2 separate regions of the Mus musculus genome follow, and region 2 is linked to region 1. The links are chromatin contacts, found by POLR2A ChIA-PET in ENCODE. All regions are on one chromosome and are shown on one strand. Each heading gives the region's core, a stretch centred on a gene start or an enhancer-like site at or near the end of the contact. The rest is flanking DNA. Distances are from core to core; before and after follow the strand shown. Region 1 holds the start of 5730405O15Rik (RIKEN cDNA 5730405O15 gene). Region 2 holds the start of Ddx3x (DEAD box helicase 3, X-linked).

What was found. ChIA-PET counts read pairs that join two places held with the same protein, here RNA polymerase II (POLR2A).
Region 2: POLR2A ChIA-PET joins it to region 1 with 11 read pairs in embryonic stem cell. The contact joins the promoter of Ddx3x here to the promoter of 5730405O15Rik in region 1. POLR2A ChIA-PET finds 5 or more read pairs at or near these places in 3 of 5 experiments (Patski and embryonic stem cell).

What each region holds. Positions count from the first base shown.
Region 1 is chrX:13,037,419-13,044,994 of GRCm38, reverse strand. 5730405O15Rik (RIKEN cDNA 5730405O15 gene) reads right to left here and starts at 2,980. Exons shown (of 3, transcript NR_038158.1): 1 at 2,886-2,980; 2 at 1,339-1,438; 3 at 1-391.
Region 2 is chrX:13,277,363-13,284,938 of GRCm38, reverse strand. Ddx3x (DEAD box helicase 3, X-linked) reads right to left here and starts at 3,917. Exons shown (of 17, transcript NM_010028.3): 1 at 3,782-3,917; 2 at 704-761; 3 at 1-24. The coding sequence starts at 3,826.

The sequences.
Region 1 (7,576 bases), core at 1,731-4,230:
CACACACATAAAATAAAAATAAATACATTTTTTAAGTAAAAGGGTAGCTTCTTTCCCTTCTTTCTCCTGTGCATGTGTGTGTGCATGAGCTGTTGGACATTGAACTCAGGTCTCAGAAATGCTAGGTGAGCGTTCTGCTAGAGAGCAATGTCCTCAGCCTCACCTTTTCCTTTTGCAAAACTGAACCTTTACATCCATTAAACAACAAATGCCCATTCTGCCCTCCCCACATCCCCTAGCGGCTAGCGTTCTGCTTTCTGCCCCTACCTGCTTGACCGACAGTCTACTTACCTTATTTAAGTGTGATCACAACATTTGTCTTTTTGTCACTGGCTTATTTCAGTGGGCTTAATGCCCTCAAAGTTCATCTGTGCTAGAGCAATTGTCAGAACTTCCTTTCAAAAAGAAAAAACAAAAACAAAAACACAGAAACAGTATTCCATTGGATGGCCACAGCACACCTTCTGTAGAGATTTATGGATTTATAAGCACTTAGCTTGCTGTAAATAATGATGCTATAAAACATTTCTCTGAGGCAGAGGCAGGTGGATTTCTGAGTTCGAGGCCAGCCTGGTCTACAGAGTGAGTTCCAGGACAGCCAGGGCTACACAGAGAAACCCTGTCTCGAAAACAAACAAACAAACAAACAAAAAACAAAAACAAAAAAACAAAACAAAACCATTTCTCTGACTCTTCATTTTCAGTTCTTTTGTATCTGTACCTGAAAGTGGAACTGCTGGATTATATGGTTATTGAAAATGATGAGACATGTCTTTAGTAAGAGATTTATGTCTAAAATCTATAAAGAACTCTGAAACACTAGTAAGGAATGAACCCAGACACTTTGCTGAAGAAGGTACCTAAGTTGCCAAAAAGCACTTGGTAATGATACTTGTTATCATTACTATCATTGGGGAAATGTAAAAATATAAGATACTACTCTAACTTATAAGAATGGCAAAAAATGCAAAGAAATGTGCAGGGCGTGGCAAGGATACAGAAAAATGGGAACTCTCATACATCATTGGGAGATGTGCCAAATGAAATAATCATGTGGTAAAGTATTTAGCAGTTGCTATGCAAGCAATGAGGACCCAGGTTTGTTCCCGGACCCATGTAAAAAAACCTGGACATGAGTGGTACATGCTTTTAATCAGAGCACTCCAGAGACAGAGGCCTGGTCTATTTATTGAGTACTAGGGCATCCAGGGCTGCAGAGTGAGACCTCATCAAGAAACAAAGCGAAATAACAAACCTGGGCATGGTGATACATGCATGTAATCGAAATCCTGGACAAGCTGAGAGCTAGGAGGTCCCTAGGGATTGCTGGCTACCTACCCAGTCTAGCAGAGTTGGTGAGTTCCAGGTTCAGTGACACACCATGTCTTAAAATGTAAGGTGGAAAATGATTGAGAAACACTCCGTGCTAACCTCCAACCTGTATACAGAAAGGGAAAAGGAGAGAAAAATATTAAACATGTGCCTATTTTATGATCCAGCCATTTTATTCCTATGTATTTGGCCACAAGCAAAGAAAGCATATATCTACATGAAAGAGTTGAATATGAATGTTCAGAGTCACTTTATTTATAACAGCCCCAAATTGGGAAGAACTGGAATGTCCATCAACAAATGAAAGGATAGCCATGTTGTCATACAGCCATACAGGGCAATCTTTAAAAAGGGAGAAAAACTATCTATAGGTATAGTAATATGGATGAATTGCAAGTGAGTTATCATGTGTGAAAGAAGCCAGTCAATAATTATTACTACAAAATTCTAAACAAATTTATTTTGTGATAAGAAGTAGATCAGTAACATGGGTGTGATATGGCAAGCCTGTAATCCCAGCACCTAGGAGGCTGAACCCTGAAGACAGAGAGTTGGAGGCCAGCCTGGGCTACCAGGCAAGAGCTTGAGCCAAAAAAAAAAAAAAAAAAAAGAAAGAAAGAAAAAAGAAAAAAGAAAAAAAAGCCTGAGCCCTGGTTGCCTGGGGTGAGGATAAGGGAGGAATTTGAAAGGAAAATTAGGAAATTTTTGTGGTGATAGATTTGGTCACAGTTTCGGTTGTGGCGATGCTGTAGTGGTGCGTGCGTGCATGTGTGTTCTATGCAATCATATATTTTAAATATATACACATCCTTATAAAGTAATCGCACCTCAGTAAAACCATAGAAACTCCCAGAACTGACTTTATTGTCCTTCCCCTGAAACAGTGCTTCTTTCCTCTTACATGCTATTGAAAGCAGGGAAACAACATGGTTGGCAGGGATATATCTTTTCAAAATTTTTTTAAAGACAAAAAAAAATGAAATAAAATAAAATAAAAAACCAACCAAGAACCTGATTTTCTAAAATGTCTTCCTATTGACCTATTCATTTATGGATTCCCATTCAGTTGAAAAGGCCTACCAAGCCCGCACACATCCTTTCATGGTTGTGATGACGTATGAAAAAAAATACTGTTAGGCCCTGGGCTTCTAGAAAAATGGAGTAAAATGCACTTTCCCCAGTACCACTAAGAACACCCAAAATGCCTAATTTCGATATAAAATAAGGTGGAGGTGAAAAGCAGAGCTATTGAGGGCTACCGGACCTGATGAACACATGACCGTGGGTTTCCATACCTTCCAAACTGGTTTTGGAGAAGCCAGCACCCCAGAAAGAGCAGGCACAGAGAGAGAAATGAAAAACAAAATAAACAAAAATCCCACCCTGCAAGAAAAGTCTGATTTTTCTATCTAGACAGAAAACTTCTGCACAATGACAGCTCCATTTCAGCCAAACACTACAAGGGGGTAAAAAAATCTCAAAAGTCTGTGTGGCCCCACCCTTAAGCAGGAAAAGCTCGAGCCTTCTAACAGTAAAGAGACATTCCCACACACCCCTTGCCTCAGGGAGATAGCAGGGAAGGCAGGAGTCCCAGCGCTGTGGCCTGCGGGGAGGCTAGGGCGCCTCCCATTCCTTGGCTCTGCTGAAACAGCCCGGACTTTCCCCTCCTCCAAGAAGATCCGAGGCGTCCCGCCCCCTCCGCCGACGTCACCCAGCCAGGGGTCTGAACTTTCACCCCCCTTGCAGCGCTGACGAGTTCCTAGCTACCGCCAGATTACTGGAGGCAATGTGGAGGCGCCACAGAGCGCAAGGCGACTGGCGGTTAGCGGCCTAGAATGGAGCCAGCATCCTGTCCCACCCCGCCCTGCCCCGCCAGCCCCGCCCCGCCAGGCAGTCACACGTAGTCCAGGAGCGCAGGCGCAGGTGCGAGCGTGCGCGTGCGCACACGTCAGCAAACGCGGCTCTCGGAATCTGGAACTTAACCCTTCCTTGCCTGTAGCTGGTTAGTTTGAGCTGCGTAGGAGAGACTTGCTGAAACATAGTATTTAACTAATATAACGTCAGTTTTTGAAACATACTCTCCATACTGAGAATCGGGGAATTCTCAGCTTGAGTGGGAAACGACAATTCACTAAGGTGACAGGATTGTTAGAATCAACTGGCAAGGATTTAAAAACAGCTGTCATTTGTAGCCCTTTTTTGTAAGCATGTTTGTTTGAAACAAATGGGGAGGAAAGTCTCAAAACTCAAAATTTTTTGAACTGAAAATTACAATAGCTTACAGGCAAAAAAAAAAATTAGACTCAATAGCAGAATCTAAAAGTCTAGGGGGAAAATCAGAATTGATCCGATTAGAATAGAATTTACTCTATTTAAGCAAGGAAAGAAAGTAGACTGGAAAAAAAGAATAGCCCTTCAGGGACATGGAAGATAATATATTAAAAATCTAAGTTTTTGATCATAAGAGTTTCAAGAGAGAAAGATGAAATTAAAGTAGTAATCAAAGAATGAATGCCTAAAATGTTCTGAAATTTGCCCAAAAGGCATAAACATATAGATGCAGAATATGTGTGTCTGTTGTTTTTTGGGACATAGTTTTTCTGTAGCTCTGGCTGTCCTGGAACTCGCTCTTGTTTGTAGACCAGGCTGGCCTCGAACTCACAGAAATCCAGCCTGCCTCCGCCTCAAGTGCGGGGATTGAACATATTCACCACCACTGTAGGGCAAACCTGAGAAATTTTTAAGCAGGATAAACAACAACAAAAACCTGTGGTTTATCAGAGCCAAGCTTCTGAAAGTTAATAGAAACTAACCTAAGCACCCAGAGGAAAACATGTTCTCTAAAGAGAAAAAATAGGAGAAAGCAAAAACAGTGGAAGAAAACTGCCATGTTTCTCAAGTGCTGAAGAGAAATTTAGTCAGGCATGGTGGGTCTCATATGCCACACTTAACAGTCTGAGAGAGGAGGGACCCTGGGTTTGATTTCCCAGCGTAGCAAATAAGAACCATGATAATCTTGATAAACATAAATGACAGAGAAGTCTTGGCTATCAGGAAGGAAGGAAGAATGACAGAGTAAAAGGGAAGATAAATACAGTAGACAATGTTTCCTCATCTTGGCCTTTTAAAATCATGTTTAACAGTTAAAGCAATAGTTACAGCACAGGCTTTTGTAGTTCTTAATGTATGGAGGAAATCATTAACATAATTACATTATAAATGGGAGAGTGTTAAGTTACTAAAAGAGGTAAGATTTCTACACTTTATTCAAACCGTTAAAATGGAGACTCCAATAGACAAACCTGTGTATGGATAATGGAATGCTTAGACATTGAAAGTACCAGGCACCCAGGACCAGGAATGGGAGTGGGAGGATTGGAGAGCAGGGGGAAGGGGGAGGGGATGGGGACTTTCAGAGGGGAAACTAGGAAAGGGGATAACATTTGAAATGCAAATAAAGAAAATATCTAATTAAAAAAAGGCACCAGGCAAAGACATACGCAGCAGGACATAATGACATGAATCTGTAGTCGCAGCTACTCAAAGCTGCAGCAGGAGAATGACTTGAGCCTGAGAGTTTAGGAGAAATGTCCATTTCTTGAGAGATGGGGAGGGGGAGGTAGAGAGGGAGGCAGGAAAGGAGAGATAAACAGGGAGAGCAAGAATGAGAATAAGAACAAGAAAAACATTCTTGGAATTGTGCTATATCTCTGTAATCCCACAACTCAGGAAGTAGAGGCAGAAGGCTCAGGCACTCAAGGTCATCCTGGGCTACTTTAGGAGTTTAAGGCCAACCTGGGCTACATGAAACCCTATCTGAAACAAAAGAATAAACAAACAAAATATCAAAATATATACAAGGAACGCTATAGCTGAAATAAGCAGGAAATTACAAAATATCTACAAGAAACACAGGAGGAAGGCAGGTGAAGGAGCAAATGAGAGGGTGATGGAGGTGAGGGGGTCAGAGGTAACCCTTTTGTCACCTAGAACACAGTTGATCCTATGCTTTGGGGTGCACTGGAAATGTGGAAAGGAAGAAGAACCCACCAGGCTCTTCCACAGAGCTGTGCATTGGCTAATTGATTCCCAGCAGGGCTGTTTACACTAGGACTCAAGGAAGGCTCTTCTTCAATCCTCCACCACACCAGAAGGGGCTCTCTGCCAAGGCGAGGCTCATCTGACTTCAGCACCGTAAGGGATCCCTGCTGGGGCAGCATGGCATTTCTGTTTTCTGATTACAAAAGCCCAAAGTACCACTGTGTGTGTGTGTGACCTACAGTGCTGGTGAAATGGAATGAAATGGCTTTGAAAAGAGCCTGATACAACTTTGGCAAGAGCTAGAGGCAAACTCAATACATTTGGAGCTCTGCCCTGTTCCAAGTCAGGCACTCTTGGCAAACTCTCCCTTCTAGATATAAAGACCCATTTTAGCAGGCATCTTCGCTCTTTGAGCCACTCAGAAGAAAATGTGAACTGAGCCCTGGAAGCGATCAACTACTGCCCGTTCATGCTATGCCATTTAGGACAGGACAGGCTATCTGGATCCTTCCTGCTAGGAGATGAGCCCCAAATCTGGTGGAAGAGCACCTGCTATGACCTATTGGCCCTATGTTTCTGTCTCCTCCAAACCTTGATCTCCCAGAAGAAAACCCCTAAAGGCTTTCCATATAGTTATTTGTAATTTTTATACTTTTGAAAACAGGGAGCTGGCGAGATGGCTCAGCAGGCAAGAACACTGACTGCTCTTCCAAAGGTCCTGAATTCAAATCCCAGGACCACATGGTGGCTCACAACCATCTGTAATGAGATCTGATGCCCTCTTCTGGTGTGTCTGAAGACAGCTACAGTGTACTTATGTATAATAATAAATAAATATTTTTTTAAAAAATGGAAAGGAGGGGCTGGAGAGATGGCTCAGTGGGTAAGAGCACCCAACTGCTCTTCCGAAGGTCCTGAGTTCAAATCCCAGCAACCACATGGTGGCTCACAACCATCCTTAATGAGATCTGACTCCCTCTTCTGGAGTGTCTGAAGACAGCTACAGTGTACTTACATATAATAAAAATAAAATAAATTAAAAAAAAAGAAGATTTAAAAAAAAAATGGAAAGGAAAGCGAAAGAAAAAGAAAACAGGAAAAATAAGATGGCTTAGCAAGAAAAGGCACTTGCTGCCAAGTCAGAAAACCTGAATTGGATCCCACAAACCCACATGGTGGAAGGAGACTCCCACAAGTTATCCTCTGACTTCCACATTCATACCATGGTGTGTGTGCCCTCACCCAAAAATAAATCTAAAAAAGTTTTTTTTTTAAAAACAAGAAAAATGACCAGGCATTCATTGGTTGTACACACCTTTAATCCCAGCACTCAGGAGGCAGAGGCAGGCAGATTTCTGAGTTCGAGGCCAGCCTGGTCTACAAAGTGAGTTCCAGGACAGCCAGGGCTATAATAAATAAATTAAAAAAATAAAAGGTGGCCAGTACAAGACAAGCCATTCATTATTCCAAATGCCATTTTAATTAGTTTGACACCAAAGCATCTTAATACCTCCAATAGTGGCACTATTACCATCAAATATTAAAATCAGTTTCAGAAAAAAAATTTCGTGTGTGTGTAATGCCTCACATCTGTAACCCAAAACTCAATAGGCAGAGGCAGGAGGATCACTACAAATTAGAGGCCAGCCTGATCTATATAGGGAGTTTCAGACCAGCAATGGTTATATAAAGAGGTAGAGACAGTCTCAAAACAAGACTAAACCAATACAAAAGACTAATGCAGCCACCTCATTTTAAAGACATAATATAGAAATGACCAAACATAGCAGATTCATGGGAAATTGATATTTTTGCAATATAAAGTTTTCCAGTCCATGTTTCCCCACTCCTTGTCAACTTTTTAACATACATGAGTTTCCACACAGATGTTCCTCAGTTCCCCATACTCCTGGAGTATGGCTAATCATATTTTCTTGCCTCATCAGCTGGCTAGGAACTACATTCCAGTGCTCATGAGCTTCTCTGATTTTGTTTTCAAAGCTTTTGATGTTTTCTCTACCATTCTTGTGTCATCTAAGGGAAGCCCATCTCTCAATTGGAGCTTTCAAATGATTTTTCTAATCATGAATGGGTGTATCATATCCTTTAAATGAATTTTATGAAAGTCATCTTTTAAGGCCATTCTGTATTGTGAATGTAGTGAATATCCTTTATTTTCAAATTGTTTAGCAGTCCCGCGTTT
Region 2 (7,576 bases), core at 2,668-5,167, 240 kb before region 1:
AATGAGGTGGGATATAACGCCCTTCTAAAAGAACACAAAATTAATCAAAAAATGCCAAATACCTTCATAGTAAAGCTTTTCATCAAATTACCTATTAAAAAATCAAATAGTCCCAACAACTTCAAAGGGTTGGTGAGCAAGATAGAAGTTTAAGATAGGTATTATGCCTGTATTCCCTAGGCTACATTTAAAAGAGAAAAAAAAAAAAAGGCAACTTTAAGCCTAGTAAGTTAAGGCTGGGTGTGGTGGTACTTGCCTTTAATCCCAGCAGAGGCAGGTGAGATTGAGTATGAAGCTAGCTTTGTCAGCCAGTTAGTAATACCTGCACACCAGTTAACTGGCTACTAGTGGGTATTTATCCTAATTCTAATTCTCTTTGCACTTCTGAATTAAATATTTGAAAGGTTTGTTAGGATGATAGGTTAAAAAGATTGTGTGTGTGTGTGTGTGTGTCAATCACAGGACACCTCTGTACAGATGCATACAACATCCTGAACCAACTATTCTTTTTTAGCAGTGATAGGGATGGTACGGCTTTGAATATGCCATTCAAGGACATGATCACGGACCTATATATGCCCAGCACTTCTAACTTCTAGCCAGTGAAAGTGCATTCTACCAGTATTCGTTAAAAAATTCTTAACATTCAAGGAAAAGCTATCTAGTTCTGATTGTCGATACATCCATAAAATGCTTTACTTACTGCTTGCTGTACTTCCTCCACTCTGATTATCTGAAGAGTTCAGGTCTAGGCCAGCAAACTATAAGGAAATCAAACTGTTTTTAGTTTCAACGTTGAATGAAATCAAAGAAAAATACTCCTGTTTCCTGGCCCCACGTTCAAATAGTTGCCTCTTGGAGCCCACACAGTTATTAATAAAATTTAGAATGTGACCAAGAACACACTAAAGTATAGAGTCTAACACAAAATAGTGCCACTATAAATACCACAGAAAGCAAGTTACAAAATCAGAAACTGGATCCAAATTCAATTCCATCTTTCACAATATTTGTTCTGTAAACATTTTCCATAGTAAAGCTCCTTATTTGAGAAACTAAAACTTTGTTTTGATGAATCTTAGAATTTTAGCCAGGCATGGTGTGTGTGTATGTGTGTGTGTGAGAGAGATCCACTGCTTTCTTCTGGCAAAGCATTAGATGGTACAGACAGGCAGACACATACTTTAAATAAAAACTTCTAAGAGGTTTGAAGTCAGGGCAGCCAAACAAATGGTTTTAAAACACTAACTAGGTGCTCAGGCTTAGTTCAGTTAGTAGAGTGCTAGCCCATAGTGAAGGATCAAGCCCTGATTTTTGATCCCCAGTATAGTACAAAGTGTAACGATTCATGGCTGTAGTCCCAGGATTGGAGAAATGGAGGCAGGTGGATCAGATTCTCAGCAATATAGGTAGCCTGCACTAAATCAGACCCTGTCTGAAAATAAAAGCCACACGTTATGAGTGTAGGATTCATTTTAACCATTTTTAAAAATTTTCTAAACAGCACCAACTTTATACTTGGTATTATTTAGTTCCTTTACTCTCAAATACAGCACAAATGTATTAAATTGGGATAATACTGCCTAAGACAATTTTATCAATACACTCACCACTTAGCACTACAGAATAAAACTGGAATAATTCCTGTTCTCCCACATTTACTGTAAACTCACAGAACTAGTCATGAATATCCTTTGATGTTCTTACTAAAGGGCATTTTACTGGCTTTAGCCTCCAAAGTCTGCCCATCTCCTTATACTGGTTAACAAGATTTTACAAAAATGCTACACACTGCTCGAGGGTGTGTGTGTGTGTTGTGGGAGGGGGGGTCCCTCACTATGTAGCCTTGGCTAGCTAGCCTCAAACTCACTAAAGACCAGGCTGATTAAATTCAGGTCGCTGTGGTCATCACGCTTGGTGGCAGATGCCTTTACCCACTGAGACATATTGTCGATATATAACTACTATCTATTTAGGAGTATAAACCACAATTGAAAAACAGGAAGAAAAAAAAAAAAACAGGAAAGTTGGAACTGTTACGTTTTAAGGAAATGTTACTCGATAAATCTGTGCCGATACTTGCAAACTACTAGTATCGCTAAGCTCCCTGAAAACAGAAAGCAGATGTAACCTCTTTGTCATTAGAAAAAATGTTGCCATGCCTTGATACTGTAACTACCGTTTAAAGCCGCGTTTATTAAAATCTGAGTTTTGGTTTTTTTTTACGAGTTTTTTAAATGTGCTCTGGTTTGCCTGCAGTGTGAGGGTGTCTGATCTCCTGGAACTGGAGTTACACAGGCATGACCTGCCACGTGGGTGCTGGGAATTGAACCCAGTCCTCTTAACGGATGAGCCATCTCTCTAGTCTACGTAGGTTTTTTTTTTTAATCATTTGACATTAATCGAAGCAACAAAGTTGCCAAATGCACTGTTGGTACTCATTACAAACTTGAACCACTCCGAATTCCTAAGCTTTCGAAGTTAAATCCACTACCAACTTATGAAAGGCTCTTGGAAATATAATTTCCAATATAGTTCAACAATAGTATCATTTTAGTATAAGTATCATTTAGAATGGAAAATGTTACCAGTGTCCCTTAAGTTACAATGTGTCACAACATGGAAGATTTACTGTAGCAGGTCATAGGTCAGGCAGAAGGCACCAGACCCTCATCTCCTTGGCCTCTAAATCTAGAAATGGAGTCTCGATTAAGTAATCAGAAACCAGGCCTGACCAATCTCCCAATTTTACTTCGATGGCAGCAACAAGTTATCTGTTGCCATATTCTGGGCATTTTGCCTCTAGAGGATCCCAGAGTGGGCCATCACTCGCAAGGCGCGTGGTCCTCCCTTGCGCCCAGGTAAAGGGCGGGCGTGCCCGGCTCGGGCCGCGCGGTCGTTTCCTGGAGCCTAAGGCTGAGCAAGGGCCGCGCCGGGTGGCTCGCGTCACCGCCAAGCCCGGCGCAAGTGCGCACGCAGCGGCCCTGGCCTCCCTCCCCCTCCTCCCCCCGCCCAATCCGCCCTGAAATTTCTGCGTCACAAAACTTTCCACTCGGGAACCGCGGCCTCCCCTGCCGCGACGCACCGGGCCGGCGGGGCCGAAGCAACCCAGCTGGCTTGCAGGCGAACCCGCTGGCGGGCAGACCCGGGGGGATGGGGATGGGGGTGGGGGGGCGACCGCGCAGCACCGCCGGCCTGCGCCACACAAAGGAGGCCGCCGCCATTAGCCCGCGCAGAGGCCAGCCCCCCTCCCGCGGCGCCCCCTCCCACATTCCAGCGCCGCGGGGCCACTCGGCCAGCCCGCGCGCCGCCGCCAGCTCCCTAATTTCCAAACCACAGCCACTGGGGCCATGGAAGCCCAAAGCCCCGGAAATCCGGGGCCAAAACCATCCACCCGGGCCCCGCCACGCCACGCGGGGCAATCTCCCCCCCCCGACCGCCCCGATCCCCACCTGCGGGTCACTAATCAACCAGGGGACGCGCGTGCGCCCGAATGCGCGCGCCCCCTCCCCCTCCGCTCGCCTGCGCACAGACACAAAAGCCGCCATTGTGCTCGGGCCAGGGACAATACCGCGCACCGAGCCGAGCCGGAGGAATCACCGGCTCTAGCACTCCCCCCGCAAGCATCCAGTCCCTCCAGAGCCCCTAGCCACTGGCCACCCGCCGGCCCGAGCCGTCCAGGGAGACGGGAAGGCAAAAAGCAGAACTTAAAGAGCTGCGCCACAAGGCAGGCTAGGGCAGGGGGCAAAGTGATGCAGCGACCCCCGCGGCTCAGGCTCACCTGCTGGTCCAGCCCGAGCGCATTTTCCACTGCCACATGACTCATCCCTGAAGAGTACCGAGAAATCGGAGTCTTCCGCTGCTGAGCAAAGGCTGCCTCTACCGCAAAGGCCCTCTCACGGGAGAACTGCGGCTTTGAAGCGCACCGCGCGGCCACCGACCTTATATACCGACTCGGAGGACTGCTACGTCAGCACGTAAGACGTGTGCCCTCCTCTCCCGGGCGGCCGGCCACTGCCGTTAGGAGCTCTGCCTGCTTACGGTGCGTTGCTCGGCTGAGTCCCGTGAGATTTCCTAATCAGTCCAGTTACCCGCGTCCTCGTCGGCTCATAAAGAAGCCTTGGGTATATGTGGTTCTGGTTCTCCTGGGTTTGCTATCCCCTGGTCTCCACCGGTCCCCTAATCTTACTGTTTTCTCGAGATCTCGCGAGAAATGATTGCTGACCGTCCTCTAGCCTTAAGGCCCTAAGCTTTAAACTAGGTTGATTGGCTGCTCCTCCCCTGTGTACCCAGTTTTCGTCCTTCTTTCTAGCACTCGTCCCTTCCTCTCCGTCCCCGGGCGTGGAGATGATGCAGTGGGCTTTGTCTGGCCTAACTAATGAGCCCTGGCTCTGCGTGGAGGGCAGTGGGATCACGTGACCGTGGGTGTCCAGCAAGGTGGCCATCTTGTGAAGAAGGGAAACTCGCTTGACTAGTGCTGGGAATGGGAGGGAGGGACGGGAAAACTGCGGGAGGGCGGGGAGGAGAAAGGGGGAAGGGAACTAGAAATGAGAAGCAGAAAGGTGGAAGGCTGCATGGTGACCCGAGTCCATCTGAGCAGGGACTGTAGGGGATGTGCGGGTTGCTGTAGGCTTCAGATCGCCGTTGCCTATAGATAGCATCACTCCCACAGCCCCACTCTGAAGGAACAATAAAACTATCTCACGCGAATCTAGAGCCGGCAATCCAGGACCCTCCCGGGACCCGGAGCCTCTCTCGTTTGTGAAAGAGTCACTTATTGTAGGCCCCTGTGTCCTTCCGCGTGGCATTCCTGGCACCAGCCTGTGGCTGTTGGCACAGTAAGGGACCCCAGGGAGGCGAGAATGTGTGACTGGACACAACCTGTGTCTCCCTGACCGAGATAACTTGCCTCAGGCCTCTCTCTCCACTAGACAGAATATGGAGGAAAAAGGGGTCTGTCATCAAACGGGCCGATTCTGGTGGACCCCGCTTCTAGGCGGACCACCCCCCAAGACTCAGCTTCAAAAACACATACCCTTAAACAACAAAACCAAAAGAATATATTGAGCCCTCAGCTTTTAGGCAATGGCAGCACACAAGTTACCTAAAAGATACTCCTTTCTGACCCTCAGTTTCACAAATAAAACACAGGACTCAGCACCCCCCCCACCTCAACCCCAAACCCAACCCCCCCACCAGGGGCCTTCTGCTGCCAGAATTCAAACAATTACTTCTCATCACATAGTTTACTGTACAAACTCTTCTACTTTTCCAGTTTGTAAAATTGAAACTGAACTTTTAAAGAGATACGGAAACAATAAAACAATCCCTAGGCAAGTTGCTTTTCGGCTTTTGTTCTCAATTTTCCTCCTCTATAAAAGAGACCACTAGACTTCAAACCCCTGTTGTTTTTACTATTCATTTTGTGTAACAATTGAATGTTGCTTTTCAGTTAATGATGGCAGCTACATTTGAAGCCAACCTAGATGATGATGTGGTTTTGTGTCTACATGGGTATCCAGTGGACCAATTCTCTCATATATGGAATTGATCTAGCACGCCTGGCTCTGTTGACCACATACCAGTAGTCCTCAGCAGTATTAGCACCCTCAGATGCACATATTTCCATAGTGCCCCTTTGAAAACCATTAGACCCAAGGATTCCTATCGTCCTGTGGTGGTTTGAAGAATGAGCCAGCGCACGTATGCATGCGCGCTTGCGCACAAGCAGGCGCGTGCGCCCGCGCGAGCGCGCGCACACAGACACACACCCTCCCACTCCCCCATTCAGGTTTGAATACTTGGTCCTGAGTTGCTAGAACTGTCTAGGGAGAATTAGGACGTATGGCCTTGTTGAAGGAGGTGTGTCACTGGAAGTGAGTTTTGAAGTCTCAAAAGACTCCTGGATCCCAGTCCTCTTTGTGTGTGTGTGTGTGTGTGTCCCCACCTTCTGCTAGTGGTTCAAGATGTGAGCTCTCAGCTGTCCTGCCATCATATATTCTAAGCCTCTGAAAGCATAAACCCAACTGAATGCTTTATTTTATACGTTGCTTTGACCATGGTGTTTTGTCGCAGCAAATCCAAAGAAACTAAGATGGGTTCCTTTCTGCTATGAGATTTGAGGATTCACAAAGCACAGTAGTGAGATATGTTTTTAGTTTTGTTTTAGATTCCTTTTCACATAAATCTAGACAAATAGGAGTCTGTTGTTCAAGAGCTGGAGATTCTGAGCATCACTCCAATTGCTTGCCACGGGGAGGTTAACTGACAACCTGCTTCTGGGCTGTTTTACTTATGTAGACTATATCCACAGGGCACTGTCAGGGGGAATCCCTGCCCCCATCAAATATGCAGCAGGTTCCTATTTTCAATTAGCCCTGCTTCGTATACTTAATTCAAATGACTAGGGTGTTTTGTTAATAAGTTATTGTTGAAATACCAAACGTACAGGAAATTCAGTGTTGGAAAAATGGCTTAGTGGTTAAAAGCCATGCACTGTTCTTTCAAAGGACCCAAGTTACATTTCCAGCACCCACCTCAGGCTGTTTACAACCTCCTGTAACTGGCGCCAGGGGATCTGATACCGTTTTGGCCTCCATAGGCACCTGTAGACATAAACATACGTACACACATAAATAAATTTTAAAAAATCTTTTTTAAATGTACAAAAAAATGGAAAAACAAAAAAGATTCGTCTTCCAACGTATTCACTCTGAAAAGGAATAGTGTGCAGGCTTAGAGCAGCTAAACCTCCCCCCCCCCCCAATGACTGGTCTATTAAGGAGCAATTTACATCTTTTACTGTAAGTAGCTTTCTTAGTGTTCTATTGCTGTGAAGAAACACTATGACCACGGCAACTTTTATAAAAGAATGCATTTAATTGGGGCTGGCTTAAAGTTTCAGAGGCTTAATCCATTATCATCATGGTAGGCAGCATGGCGGCGCAGAGGCAGGCATGGTGCTGGAGAAGCTGAGAGCTCTGCGTTATGATGTTATGATCTGAAGGCAGCAGGGAAAGAACTGGGGTTGACTTTTTTTATTATTTCTTTATTTATTATATTTAAATACACTGTAGCTGTCTTCAGACACTTCAGAAGAGGGAGTCAGATCTTGTTATGGAAGATTGTGAGCTACCATGTGGTTGCTGGGATTTGAACTCAGGACCTTTGGAAGAATAGTCACTGCTCTTAACCACTGAGCCATCTCTCCAGCCCTGGGCTTGACTTTTGAAACCTCAAATGGACACAGAGTTACACACTTCCTTCAACAAGGCCACACCTCCTTATCCTTCTAATCCTATCAAAGACTTCTACTCCCTGATGGCTAAGCATTCAAATATATGCTTATATTTGAATATAATGAAATATATGGGGTCATTCAAATAAGAGTAATAGGCTAAAAATGGTCAGAAATTACTGAAACCAGACTTTTTTCCTACTCACGTTCCTACCTTCACAGGCATTTTAAGTTAACAGCCTGTATTAAAGCAAATATACTATCTGCATCAAGGCCCAGAAACCTGGACCTAAAGGTGTCCTGAGATGGATGAGGAGAAAGCCTGGGAGCTGCAGTTCC